Regions from separate parts of the Mus musculus genome. Here region 1 is linked to region 2. The links are chromatin contacts, found by POLR2A ChIA-PET in ENCODE. All regions are on one chromosome and are shown on one strand. Each heading gives the region's core, a stretch centred on a gene start or an enhancer-like site at or near the end of the contact. The rest is flanking DNA. Distances are from core to core; before and after follow the strand shown.

What was found. ChIA-PET counts read pairs that join two places held with the same protein, here RNA polymerase II (POLR2A).
Region 1: POLR2A ChIA-PET joins it to region 2 with 10 read pairs in embryonic stem cell. The contact joins the promoter of Sbno2 here to the promoter of Arhgap45 in region 2. POLR2A ChIA-PET finds 5 or more read pairs at or near these places in 4 of 5 experiments (Patski and embryonic stem cell).

The regions. Positions count from the first base shown.
Region 1 is chr10:80,099,360-80,106,055 of GRCm38, forward strand. Sbno2 (strawberry notch 2) reads right to left here and starts at 3,343. Exons shown (of 32, transcript NM_183426.2): 1 at 3,251-3,343.
Region 2 is chr10:80,014,148-80,020,576 of GRCm38, forward strand. It overlaps Arhgap45 (Rho GTPase activating protein 45), which reads left to right and starts at 2,525. Exons shown (of 23, transcript NM_001142701.1): 1 at 2,525-2,771; 2 at 3,633-3,957. The coding sequence starts at 2,679. Abca7 (ATP-binding cassette, sub-family A (ABC1), member 7) reads left to right here. Exons shown (of 47, transcript NM_001347081.2): 44 at 82-185; 45 at 321-413; 46 at 800-1,040; 47 at 1,159-1,425. The coding sequence ends at 1,311.

The DNA.
Region 1 (6,696 bases), core at 2,093-4,592, 86 kb after region 2:
TGTGCTTGTCCTCATCTAAGGGGCCCAGGACAAGGTTCTCACACATTCTCCAGTGTCCCTAGGGGCCAGACCTATGACTCATTCCCAACCTTACAATCACACCGCATGGGCTTCGGAGGTGCACAACCCACCTTGTTTTGGAATACCCAGGTATCAAGTTCATCTGCAGAGTTTCCAACGCACTAAGTCATTCAAATATTACCTCTACATAGCTCCAGAATATGTCACACACACACCCTTCCCAAAGGAAAGCCTGTCCACACAACAGTTACCTCATCCCAACCTCCCTGCCCCAGGCCCTACAAACCCTCCTCCCGACTCTGGATCCTTCCCACCACAGGGAATGTGTGGCCTTCTGTGTCTGTATCTCTGAACACAATGTCCTTGAGGTCTCTCCACACTGTCCTAAGCACGAGATGCCCACAAGCATAAGGACAAAAGTCTCAACTACGTCCTGGCTCTGAAATCCCTTAAACCAGCCAAAACAGGTGCCCACCTCTCCCGGGGAGTAAGCAGAGCAACCAGAGAGGTGGCAGCCACAGTCAACAATGGTCCCAAAGGAAGCCAGCTCCTCACCCCAAGCCCTTGCAGGTGGTAGATTTGGAGCTCCAGGGTGGGAGTGTGCTGAGGACAGGCCAGGATAAACCAGGTGACCTTGTCCTCAGGTTGTCCTCCATGCTGCCCCCCCATTACCATAGGGCCCTTAGTTATGGAAGCAGTGAAAGGAGCTGCAAACTGCACAATTGATAGCACCAACAGGTGAACCTCACAAGTGATTGAGAAGTACACTTGGCATGCAAACACACACATGCACACAGCGTAGACTTGACTGTGCTCACACAATTCACTGGATGGCACATACAGGACTGGGGCCATGTTGACAATGTATGATGTAGACCTTTATCCGCATTCAAACCTCCCCACTCATAATTTTAGATTCTGTCACACACATCCCTAGCAGGGAAGCAGTCCATCTCACCCTGTGGGGGTCGGGAGAGGCAGCAGGGACAGCAGGGACAGTCACCTCTTTATTCCGCTTCTTGGCCAGTGTTTCCCACTGGCCCTGCTCAAGGGGCCCTGGTGTCAGGACTGCACAGGCAGGCATATGAGCTCTCTGGGCCTCAGTTCCCTCTTATGTGCCTGCATCCACTTCCACCCAGGGAAGGAAACTGCCTACAGTCCAGAGCCCAGAGAAGCCACCACTGGTAGGGCCAGGCTGCCCATTCCAGCGTGTGCCCGTTTCTCCTTAAAGGTGGGAGCAGAGCAGAAGTCTGCCAGGATTGACTGATGGCCACAGAGGTGCCTCTCTGTCACTGTCATACCCAGGACTGGGTTGGCAGGTCCCTGCCTTCATCATTCCCAACTTGAAAAGAGCCTCAGCAGCCCACCTGTAGGAGCCAGGTCCTGGGACAATCCAAAGCTGGGCCCAAGGGCTGTAGAGAGGGGCCAAGAGAAGTTGGGGGTTCAGCTAGCCAGGCCTCCCAGATACAGAGTCCAGCCATTGATTGCTATTGGATCAGGTCCCTAGCACGGCTGATTGCAGGGAGGGAGGCACCAGGTTATGCCCCTTGTTCCTTCAAATGTCCCCAGTCCCACACAACAGAGCCAGTCCCAACCAGGCCAGGTTCCAGGCAATGCCTCATCTAACCTGTTCACTGGGGTCCCAGCTCAGCTTAGTACCTCGGGGCCCTTTACCACATTGGAAAACTCACCAGCAGTCGTGCCACCCCCAAGGCCAGGCTCCCCGTCACTCCCCAATCACAGGGTTCAGTGGCCCGCACCAGACAGCCAAGGCAGGAAGGCAGCCGCTCCCGAGCGGGCGGGACTCAGGGACTCACAGGCATTCCGGGAAGCAGAGCCGGGGGATGGCCCAGACACTTGACACACTCATGCCTTTTTTTTTTTTTTTTAACTTTTCAGAGCGTTAATCATGACATCTGAGGAGACACCCTGAGATCCCTCCCTCACCACCAGGCTAGTTCAGCTGTGTCCCTCTAGTGCATCTCTAGTACCTAGGGTGGTGGCACCCACTCTCCCCCACTTAGCTCCCTGGTGATGTGGTTTCAAAGTCACTCTCTACTACACACTCCCCCAACCCAAACCAGAAGAGGAGACTTGAGAGACGTGGCTGGGACCAATGGTGGGGCCAGGTCTGGGCATCCACCCAGGAAACCCAGTAAGGAGACTCCTTGATAGCCAGGGGTCCTGAGAACCCTCAACGCTAAAGACACCAAGTTGGGTAGGAAGGGACAAAAATACCTCACGGAGCACCAGGGTCAAAGACCACAAGAAAAAGAAAGGGGTCAAAAAGGACACTGAACAGGAGTTGATAGAAAACAACAGAAAAGAAAGGTTAGGGGGTCATGACTGAGCCTGGGGTCAAATGATCATGGCACAAGGTGGGGGTTGGGGTTCCCTCCCAGGACCAGGGTCAAGGGCAGGAGTTGCGGGAGAAGGTTCCCGGGGTGCAACCTGAGTCTCAGGAGAGGGAAGGTCCTGGGTCTAGGAGGACGGGGTCCCTGGCATGAGGTTAAGGTTCACTGGGAGAACAGGGGTCCCAAGGTGAGGTTAAGGTTCAACTGTAGATGGGAGGGTGGTGGTCTGTTAGGGTCAAGGTTCAAAGTAGATTGTATGGGAATCAAGGTGCCGAAAAGAATGAGGGGTACCTCCAAAGACCCAATACCAGAGTCAAGGCCAGGAGTGACAGGCTGTGGACAAGATTTTCAGGGAAGGAAGTTCTCACCACCAGAGGCGGGAATCCGGGTCAGCCAAAAGGAAAGGGGGTGGGGGGGTGGGGGTCATAGGAAACTGGGGTCAGTGTCAAAGACGGACAATGGAGGTCGCAATAGGAGTCGGGGTTCCCTGGGAGCTGGGTCAAAGCAGGAGTGAGAGAGAGGTCCCCGGAGATGGGGGAGTTCAGCCAAGAGGCTCACCGGCTGGGGCAGGGGCAGGGGTCGCAGCCGGACGTGGGGTCAGGACTATTGGGGCAAGACCGAGACTGAGGTCCACGCGGAACGTGGGGTCTCGCCTCACAGAGAGAGATGGGGCGCACAGGGGTCGTGACTGGGGGCGGGGTCAGGGGGGTCGCGGGGAGGGTCAGAGGTCGCGCGCGGTGCGGCACCCTCCTCCGCGTCCGCTCCCACCCTGCAGCCAAGGAACGGCCGCGAGAAGCCCGGAACCAGAGCCTGGCCGCACGAGTCGCGTGGGGATCGCGAAAGGGTCACAGTGGCGTCTCGGGCCGGCGCCTCACCTCAGACCTGATCGCTGAGCCCGCGACGCCTCGGTTTCCCGGAGCCTCTCAGCGGCCGCCGCTCACTTCCGGGTTCTGGGCGCCATGTTGCCGGCGGCGCGCACTTCCGCTTCTGCGAAGGGGCGCGGCCTTAGGGGCGGGGCCTCTTGGGGCCGGGCAGTTCTTGCTACTTGAGGGAGCTGGACCCCTTCTCTGTCCCCTGCCTGACCTTGCTGGGCTGTAGATCGTTCCTCAGTTTCCCCTTCAGGGCTTTGCACATGCCCTGGCACACTTGCAACATCAGACCCCACCAACCTCTCACACCCTTGCCATCCTCCGCTCCCTTAGAACTATCTAAAAGCCCTATTTTCTTTTCTTTTTAGACAGTCTCACTATGTGGCCTTGTCTGGCCTAGAACTCACAAAGATCCACCAGAACTCTACAAGTGCTGATCTTAAAAGCATAAACCATCATGCCTGGTCCAATCTCTAAAACCCACTATAGATCTAATTCACGTGTCTCCCTTCTCAGTCCAGACCTAGGGCAATGGCCTCAGTGGGGCTAAAGCCAGTTCAGTCACCATCCCCTTCCCAGCTGGGTATCATGAATTCAGGCCCAGAGGCACCACCATTCAGAAGCCTGTGTCCTGCAACCCTGAGATTAGATTTGCCCATAAGTAAATGAACTGTATGGATGCTGTTTTATCTCCATGTAGCTGGCTGTCCTGGAACTCCCTCTGTATACCAGCGTGGCCTTGGACTCAGAGATCTTCCTTCCTCTGCCTCCCAAGTGTTGAAATTAAAGGCATGTGCCACCATCCCAGATGAGAACCTGGCTCTTTATTGTGCCCCCAAAAAACCCCTGTCTAAGGGGCAGGAAATCAGGACTATCTGTCCTCAGGGAAGGAGACCCAGGCAGGAGTCTCTGCATAAAGTTAAGGATACCACTGGAGATCTTAAGCAGTAAGGCTATAGAAACTTGGATTTTAAGTTTAATCAGGAGTTTTTCACAGAGACCAAAAGGAAAGACAATCTAGATAAAAAGAAAAGCTGTTTAAAAGCCTGGTATAGCCGGGCAGTGGTGGCACACTCCTTTAACTTAATCTCAGCACTGGGCAGGCAGAAACAGGCCATCTCAGTGAATTCAAAGCGAACCAGGGCTACACAGAGAAGCAGTGTCTTGAAAACCAAACAACAATAAAAAAGCCTGGTATAGTGGATTGGGCAGCCAGCTTGGGGTAAAGTGCTAAGGACCTGAGCTCTATCCCCAAGCCCAGGTGTGGTGGCAGGGGTTCAGATGATCATCCCGGTGCTGCAGAAGCAGAGGCAGGAGGGTTCCTAGCCTGGTGGGCACATTCCAGGTCCAGGAGGGACCAAGTCTCAGGGAGCAATACAGGTGGTACCTGAGGAGTAACTTTGAAGGTTAACTTCTGACCTACACACACACACACACACACACACACACACACACACACACACACGTGCATGCGCGCGCACACACACTGTACACAAACACATACACCCCCCACGCGCACACACAGAATAAAGAGTTTGGAAGTGTGAGACCCACTAGGAGGCTTGAGTCCCACACCCAAGAATCCAGTTCCCTCTCACCTTAGTCCTCTGAGATATGTGTCACCTGCATTCCCCAGGGGAAGAAATGGAGGCAGAGGACTATCCTGAAATTAGTCCCAGGTCACCTAAGGAAAGGCATGGAAGTGACCTCTGCCACACGTCCAGCACGGGAAGCCATGAAGTCACAGTGGATAATCTTGCCTCAAATGGGGGCAGTTTGCCCAGCCCAGGGTGTATCTAGCCCTGTCAGCCCGAAGGAATCTGCCAAGCTGGGGATGGCTAGGGAATTAGTCAGATTTGGGGATTTCCAAGGAAACACAGGAGTCAGCCTCAGAAAGCAACAGGGACCTGGCTCTAAGTCCATGGCCCAGGTTTTTGTTTGTTTGTTTGTTTGTTTGTTTTTGAGACAGGGTTTCCTTGTAGCCCTGGCTGTCCTGGAACTCACTCTGTAGACCAGGCTGGCTCGAACTCAGAAGTCTGCCTGCTTCTGCCTCCCAAGTGCTGGGATTAAAGGCGTGTGCCCCATGCCTGGACATGGCCCAGTTTTAAAGATGCAGCAGCATGGGCTTGTTGTGTGACCCCAGGAAAGGCACTTTACTCCTCTGAGCCTTTAAACTAAGGAGCTACATGCTAGGTTGTTCCACTGACCACACTGACAAACTGTGGCTTCGTTTGTTTTGAGAACAGTTTCATGAACTCAGGCCAACCCCAAACTCAAAAATGTAGCCAATAATGACCTTGAACCGGGTCGGTGGTGGCACATTCCTGTAATCCCAGCACTTGGGAGGCAGAGGCAGGCGGATTTCTGAGTTCCAGGCCAGCCTGGTCTACAGAGTGAGTTCTAGGACAGCCAGCAGCCAGGGCTACACAGAGAAACCCTGTCTCGAAAACAAAACAAAACAAAACAAAACAAAACAAAACAAAACAAAACACAATAACCTTGAACTCCTGATCCCCACTTTCCAAGTTTTGGGGATGACAGGCATGTGCTGGGGGTGACAGGCATGTGCTGGGGTGACAGGCATGTGCCACTATGTCTGGTTTATGTGGTGTTGGGGATGGAACCCAGGGCCCGCTGCATGCTGGGTAGTCCACCTTCAGAGCCCCAGCCTAGTTTTAGCTTTACGATTTGATATGGGGGTGGGGGGGTCAGATACATAGGGAGGGATGAAGCCCAGCACCTTAGGCTAAATAGGAAAGTACCAGCACTGAACAGCTCTGCACAGCCCATGTCATTGTTTCAAAGGATAGAAAGCCCTGCCAGGGAGTGCTAAGGAACTTCTGGAGCCCTCAGCTTCTCAGACTGGAGCAGCCCCAGCCCCAGCTCCCCTATTGAGATCTGCCCACCTCCCGCCCTGCCCTACCAGCAGCCAGCTAGCTTCCGTCCAGGTTCCCAGCCATCAGGCAGGTGCACCAGCCTGGCCATGCAGGCCTGGACCTAGGGATTCACTTCCTGTTTCCCTACAATCTGGAAAGTCCCGGTGTTCCCAGGCTGCCACCAAAGCTTCTCCTCCTCATGGTCCCCCTGGCCACTTCTGTTTTCTATACCCACTTCCCCTGGTGGGGGCCCCCAGTCTGGCACCGCCTCTTCCCCTCTCCACCTCCACCACCCTTCCATCTCCCTTTCTCAAGCTCTTGCTGGGTTTTCCTCAGTATGGAAGGGGACACTGAGGCAGGAGCAGCCGCAAAGGATATATCCACCCACCCCCATCTCCCTGTCTCTCTCTCCTCCCAACTTTGTCTCTCTTCACACAGCCACCTCACCCCAACAGCCAGCACGGCCCAGTGCAGGCATCCTCCTCCTCCAGTGGCTGACCCACCTGTAGCTCCTTGGTGTCCCCAGGTGTCTATAGGTCACTGTCCCAGGACCTGGGGCTCCCAGCTCTCTGCCCC
Region 2 (6,429 bases), core at 1,275-3,774:
TGTTCTGGCTTACACAGGACGGAGTCCCAGTGGACAGGCTTTGTCACTGCGGTCCCACCAGAGTCCATATCTCCTTTGCAGGACGAGCCCACCACAGGCATGGACCCAAGTGCGCGGCGATTTCTTTGGAACAGCTTGCTGTCCGTGGTGCGCGAGGGCCGCTCCGTAGTGCTCACGTCGCACAGGTGAGCCCCAGGGTCGCACTCTGGCCACCTCGCAGGATGAGGTGATCCTGAACCCGGTGAGGTCCCTAGGGTGGAACAGAGCATGGTCCCCGTGCAGGCAGGCTGGGCCAGCTGTGCTCACACTCTCACCCACAGCATGGAGGAGTGCGAAGCGCTCTGCACGCGCCTGGCCATCATGGTGAACGGGCGGTTCCGCTGTCTGGGAAGCTCTCAGCATCTCAAAGGCAGGTGAGCAGGGCAGGATGGACTGGCGGGAAGAGAAGAGTGCTGTGGGTGTGGTTAGGGCTAGAAGATAGGGGCGGGCCATATGCACCATAGGGGCAGAGCCCGACTGTATGAGGGAAGCCTGGAAAGGTGGAAGTGCTCAGAGGAGCTTTTTGGATGGAGTCCAGGGGAGGTGAGGAGTGTCTGTCCTTCGATACAGGTGTGCCAGGTCCTCTGAGTGGGCGTAGTCTCTTAGACTCGTGGGCGTGGCTCGCAGCAGGGTAGGGTGAGAAGGAATTGGGTTGGGTCCAGGTGTCCAAGACAGGCCAAGGACAGGTCTAGTAGGGAGTATCGAGATTTCGAGGAGCAATAGGGGCCATGGCCTGCATCCCTGGTCCTGTCCCCTCCAGGTTCGGGGCTGGCCACACACTGACTCTAAGGGTCCCACCGGACCAGCCTGAGCCGGCGATAGCCTTCATCAGGATCACATTCCCTGGGGCTGAACTCCGGGAGGTGCACGGCAGCCGTCTGCGCTTCCAACTGCCACCGGGGGGCAGATGCACCCTGACACGAGTGTTCAGGGAGCTGGCTGCCCAGGGCAGGGCCCACGGTGTGGAGGACTTCTCTGTGAGCCAGACCACTCTGGAGGAGGTGACTTCGGGCACCATCAAAGGGTTTGAAGGGAAGAGCTGAGGTGCCTCAGGACCCTGGGCTGACATCTACCCCCACCCCATGCATTTCTGCCCCCTCCATGTCTCTGCCCTGCCAGGTGTTCCTATATTTCTCCAAAGACCAAGGGGAAGAGGAAGAGAGCAGTCGGCAGGAGGCTGAAGAAGAGGAGGTTTCCAAACCTGGCCGGCAGCATCCCAAACGTGTCAGCCGATTCCTGGAAGACCCCAGCTCTGTGGAGACCATGATCTGAGCATGCCTGCCTTGGGACTGAGTGGCAAAGCTCAGACAGAGGATCTCTGTACCATACGCTGGCTCCCAGAAAGCCTTGGGCTCTGGGGGAAATAAAAAGAAACTAGAATGAGAATGAGGCCACGGCTGAGTTTGTGTTTTAGGAGTCTTAGCTCTGTACAGTCCCATACACTATCACATGTACAGTATGCGCGTGTGTCCTGCTGTGAATTGCCTGCAACACGGACACTTCCCAGGTGTCCAGTCACACGTATCCTGACCTGCATGTACCTATGTGGGTCTGACACCCAAGGGCGGGACTTGTGAGTGTTTCTGACCGTGAAGTAGAGATGAGGTCAGGCTTGTGGAATGTTCCAGACGGTATAGAGGACCCTGGTACTTTCCTGGCCTGACCGGACCAGAAGCCCACCCCAGAGCCAGCCAGTCTTCATCCTGAGACAACCTCCCAAGCCCACCCCCAGCCATCCAACTATGAGTGGGAGGCACGGGACCCTTAAGGGGCTCCTCGGCTGGGTTTGTGGCTGGACCAGAGCTTGGAGAGCGGGCCTAGGTACTGCAGGCTGCGGCCTTTCTGGGCTGTGTCCCCGAGAGCCACCCAGTGTGCCTGAGGTCAGTGGAGTTTGGGATGGTTAAGGGACATGGTGTCTAAATTATTAAATAGTACCTCTGGGGATCCTGAGACCTGAAGCTCAGAGCTGGGATATAGAGGGCAGAGTGGGAGTGGGAGCTAAGTGGAGGCCAGCAGGGCAGTGGAGCTCCTGGGTTGCTGGATGGAAGCCACCCAGGCATGGCACCTTCAGGTCCTATGGTCCCCAGAAGACTGTAAGGCTGGTGATTATAGGGAATGGGGGGTCACCTGTGCATGGTGAGGGACTCAGGGGGTGTCTGTTTGATCTGTGTGTGAACCTGTTGCTCAGCCTCCTCTCTGGTCTTTCATATCAGTATACACATGACACTGCCTTTCTTGACTGTATGTTATGTCCCAAGCAAGAGTCAGCTAATGCCTGGATCGGGTGGCCACACAGGACACAGGCTGCAAGTGGAAGGTGGCCTGCTGTGGGGAACCTGTGTCAGAGTCAGTGTGCAGAGTCCTATAAGAGCTGACACTTGGGACAGTCACACTGGGGGCGGATCTGAGGTGTCACCTCCCTCCCTCTGCTGGGGAGCCTTTTCCTGTGTAGGAGACTTATGCGCCAATGAGAGCCAAGCCAGTCACGTGTGGCTCTGACAGCTGGGGAGGGGGTGGCCCTGAGCAATGTGGTCCAGAGACAGCCTGCACCAGGAGTTGCAGGACTGAGACCACCCCCAGACTCCCACCCTGCCGTTGCCCGCCTGTCCTCACCTAGGGCCACTGGGGCTGACTCCACCATGTTCTCTCGGAAGAAGCGAGAACTTATGAAAACTCCCTCTATTTCCAAAAAGAACCGCGCGGGGAGCCCCAACCCGCAGTCCTCCTCAGGGGTGAGTGGGGCACAGAGCGGGTGGGGACCCAGGATGACACCCACAGCCTGTGGTCACTGATGGGCATAGCATGCAACTACAACACCATGCTGGGTCCACGCTGGGGGAACCGGGCCAGCTATAGTCCACACCAGGCAGAATGGCCGGCGACAAGGAGTGGCCTGAACCTAGGAGGCCGCATTACGGTAGGTAGGGATGGCCTTGGGTGGCAACCAAGTCACCCATCTTGATGAGGGATGTCCCCGTCGTGTGCCAATGACGGTTGTGGGTAGTGGGTAGAACTGGTATTGGAGTCTAGTGACTACACTGTAATATGGGGTCTGGGCAATTTTAGGGTTCTGAAAGCCAATGGGGAACTGGTGTTGAACTGGGGTGCAGGTGTACAGAGCAGATTGGGGGGGTCTCCAAGTTTCTCCAGGACCTGCTGCTGCCTGCTGAGCTTTTGAGAATTTGTGAGGTTTAGGGGTACCTCTACTAGGTCTGGGGGTGTCCTGAGACACAGGAGCCTGATGATCTTTTCAGGTCACAGAAGTTATCCATGTTTTTAGAAAGTGGACACCCGTAGAGGTATCTGGGGTGGCTACAGGGTTAGAGACTCACAAGAGTCCTCCCCACCCCCACCAGGAAGTGGGGTGCCCCCTCCCTCCTGTGCCCCACAGGCCCCGCCTCTGGCTGTGGTTTGGGTAGGGACGGTTGTTTGTGAAAGCTATAGACAGGAGGATGTTGGGTAACAGGTGGGGGGGGGGGAGCTTAAAATTCTCTGCCCACTGACCTCTGACCCCTGTGAGGACTTTCTGGGGAAACTGAGGCAGTGTCTGGGATGGGGGATCCCCTTGACTCCTCTTCCCTATGCATACCTAGGAGCTGCCCAGGAAGGATTGGACAGAAGCTCCCGGCCTGGAGCCACCAGCCACATCCCTGTCCACGGTAGCCAAGGGCACAGGGACACTCAAAAGACCCACCAGCCTGAGCCGCCATGCCAGTGCAGCAGGCTTCCCGCTCTCGGGCACTGCCACCTGGACCCTGGGCCGTGGGTACCGAAGCCCCCTTTCTGCGGCCAGTCCGGCAGAGTTACCCACTGAGGGAGCTTTCCCTGATGGCGTAGAAGACATCTCAACCCTGCTGGCGGATGTGGCCCGCTTTGCTGAGGGCTTGGAGAAGCTCAAGGAGTGTGTGCTGCAGGACGGTGAGGATCTTCAGAGCAGCACGGAGGGAGGGCAGGAGGTGGGCAGCCTCTCAGCCCAGCACTCAGGCAGGAGGATCTCTGTGAGTCTACACTTGAGTCTTATGCAGGTCAGCCAGAATTACAGTGAGACCCTGACTCAGAAAGAATGAAAGAAAGAAAGAAAGAAAGAAAGAAAGAAAGAAAGAAAGAAAGGAAGGAAGGAAGGAAGGAAGGAAGGAAGGAAGGAAGAAAGAAAGAAAGAAAGAAAGAAAGAAAGAAAGAAAGAAAGAAAGAAAGAGAAAGAGAGAGAGAGAGAGAAGTGGCGCACGCCTTTAATCCCAGCACTTGGGAGGCAGAGGCAGGTGGATTTCTGAGTTCAAGGCCAGCCTGGTCTACAAAGTGAGTTCCAGGACAGACAGGGCTATACAGAAAAACCCTGTCTCGAAAAGCCAAAAAAAAAAAAAAAAAAAAAAAAAGGTAGAAGAAGAAAAAGGGCGGGGGGGGGATATGAGGAGGTTTCAAATAGGATGAAAAGAAGTGCATGTGTCAACTAAAGTTCTGAAGGATGTGTAGGAGTTTGCTGGCGTGCCTGGTCCTACAGGGGGAATGTCTTAGGCATTTGCTCAGATACATAGAAACTGAGGTTGTATGTAAGGAGCACTGTGTGAGGACAGAGGGCTGCAGAGGCAGAAGGACCCTGGCTGCAGCACTGGGGGACTGCAGAACACGGAAGGTGTTAAAGCAGAGGCCACGGGAGGTACTGGAAGTGAGTGGCCCCGTTCCGTTTTCTCCTGCATGCAGTTGATGATGGCTCCGTCCGTTTCCTCCAGAGTTATTTTCACCTCCTTCCTGTTTGTCTCTGGCAGCTCAGTGAGATGGGTCGGGCACCAGACTCAGCCCCCCCCGCCCCCCCCCCCCGCTGCTCCCCGGAAACCACTTGTCAGAGCTGTGCCCAGCACGCAGCTCCAGTCCTCCCAGTCACTCCCTCCCACAGATCCAGAGAGATCCAGGGAGGTGGAGGCTGGGTCTGCCCTCACCCAGGAGCCTGTGCAGGCCACTCCCTCCTGGAGAGCCCCTGGGCTTATCTGGACTCCCCGGTGGAGGCTGAGTCTGCTTTTCTGGGGAAATCTTAATCTCCGGCCTTTCTTTACCCAGGCATCCTTGGAGACCTGGTCCGCATGCGTGGGGTCATCAGCTAACTGTGACCCACAAGCCTGTATAGGACATGCGCTGGTGCTCTGCGTGTACCAGGCTCTGGGCCTGGGTTTTTTTTAAAACAGGACAAGAACAGAGTCCCCAGAGATTCCGGTGCATTTAAGGCTACAACTGGGGGTGGACACAGGACCCTCAAAGGCTCTTTCTCTGAAGCCTTCCTCTGCCCTGAGCATCCAACTCCCAGCCTCAGTTTACCTGAAAACCCCACCCTCACATCCAGTCAAATTCCTCCTCTGTGGTTAGGGAACAGCCCTTGAGCTAGCCTATGGAGATATGAGGGGTGGGGTTGTTCCCAGAGAGAGGCGGGGCCTGATGACCGGCCTAAGCCGGTTTGGCTGTCGGCTATCCCCCCCTAAGAACTCCTAGGCACTGAGGACCCAGGTCCCTTGACCACGTACTAGCGTTCTGTCCCTCCATACATTACTGAGCAATGTGTGTCTGTGGGACTCTGCATCCAGCGCTGGACCATGACCCCCTGTGCTGCCAGACTCGCGCCCGAGGTGAGAGGACAGTGCAGGATGTGGGTCCCCCCACTTAAGGCTAGGACCCTGCACACGTGGCCTGTTCAGGGCCTTGGCACAACCCCAGGGTGCCCAGGAGCTCTTCACCCCTCTTGGCTGCATCTCAGGTTCCATCCTGCCTTGAGGTGGCCCATGTGAGGGGCCGCAGGGACCCCAGCTGCCCAGAGGGTACGTGCCTGGAATGCCCCAGGAGGGGGCGCGGCTTCCCAACCAGAATTCGGGGATTCCTGGATCGGAGTGCAACTCCCGACATGGGCTCAGATTCTGACCACCAAAAACGTGGAGGGAATGGCCTCCGGGGTGGCATTCCACCGGGGCCTTGGTGTCTGCAGGAGGCCAGGGAACTTTTTCAGATTCGGGTTTGAGGAGCTACGGTCTTCAATGTCCTATCATGTCGCATAAGGTCTTGGGCTTGCCTGCACTGTGCAACGGCGGAAAAAACAGTCAAAAATCTCCGCCTTCCAAATGAGGGCCTTTGAGGATGGAGGGCTGTGGTGTGATCTCATAGCGTTGGGGAGGCAGAGGCTGGCCTGAACTGCACAGGGACAGTGTTAAGGCTTGTTCAGCATCTAGATGGGACGCCCGTCCTCTGGCTCTGATGCTTTCCGTGGCTCCCTGCTGCTCAGAGGTATAATGACACAAAAGCCCGGCAAGGTCCTCCTTCCACAGAAAGCTGGGTGACTACTGACAAGTGGCTTTCCCTCACTGTGCACATCTGCAGGGCCAGCGGGGTGTAAGTCCAGGAAAGAGTAAAGTT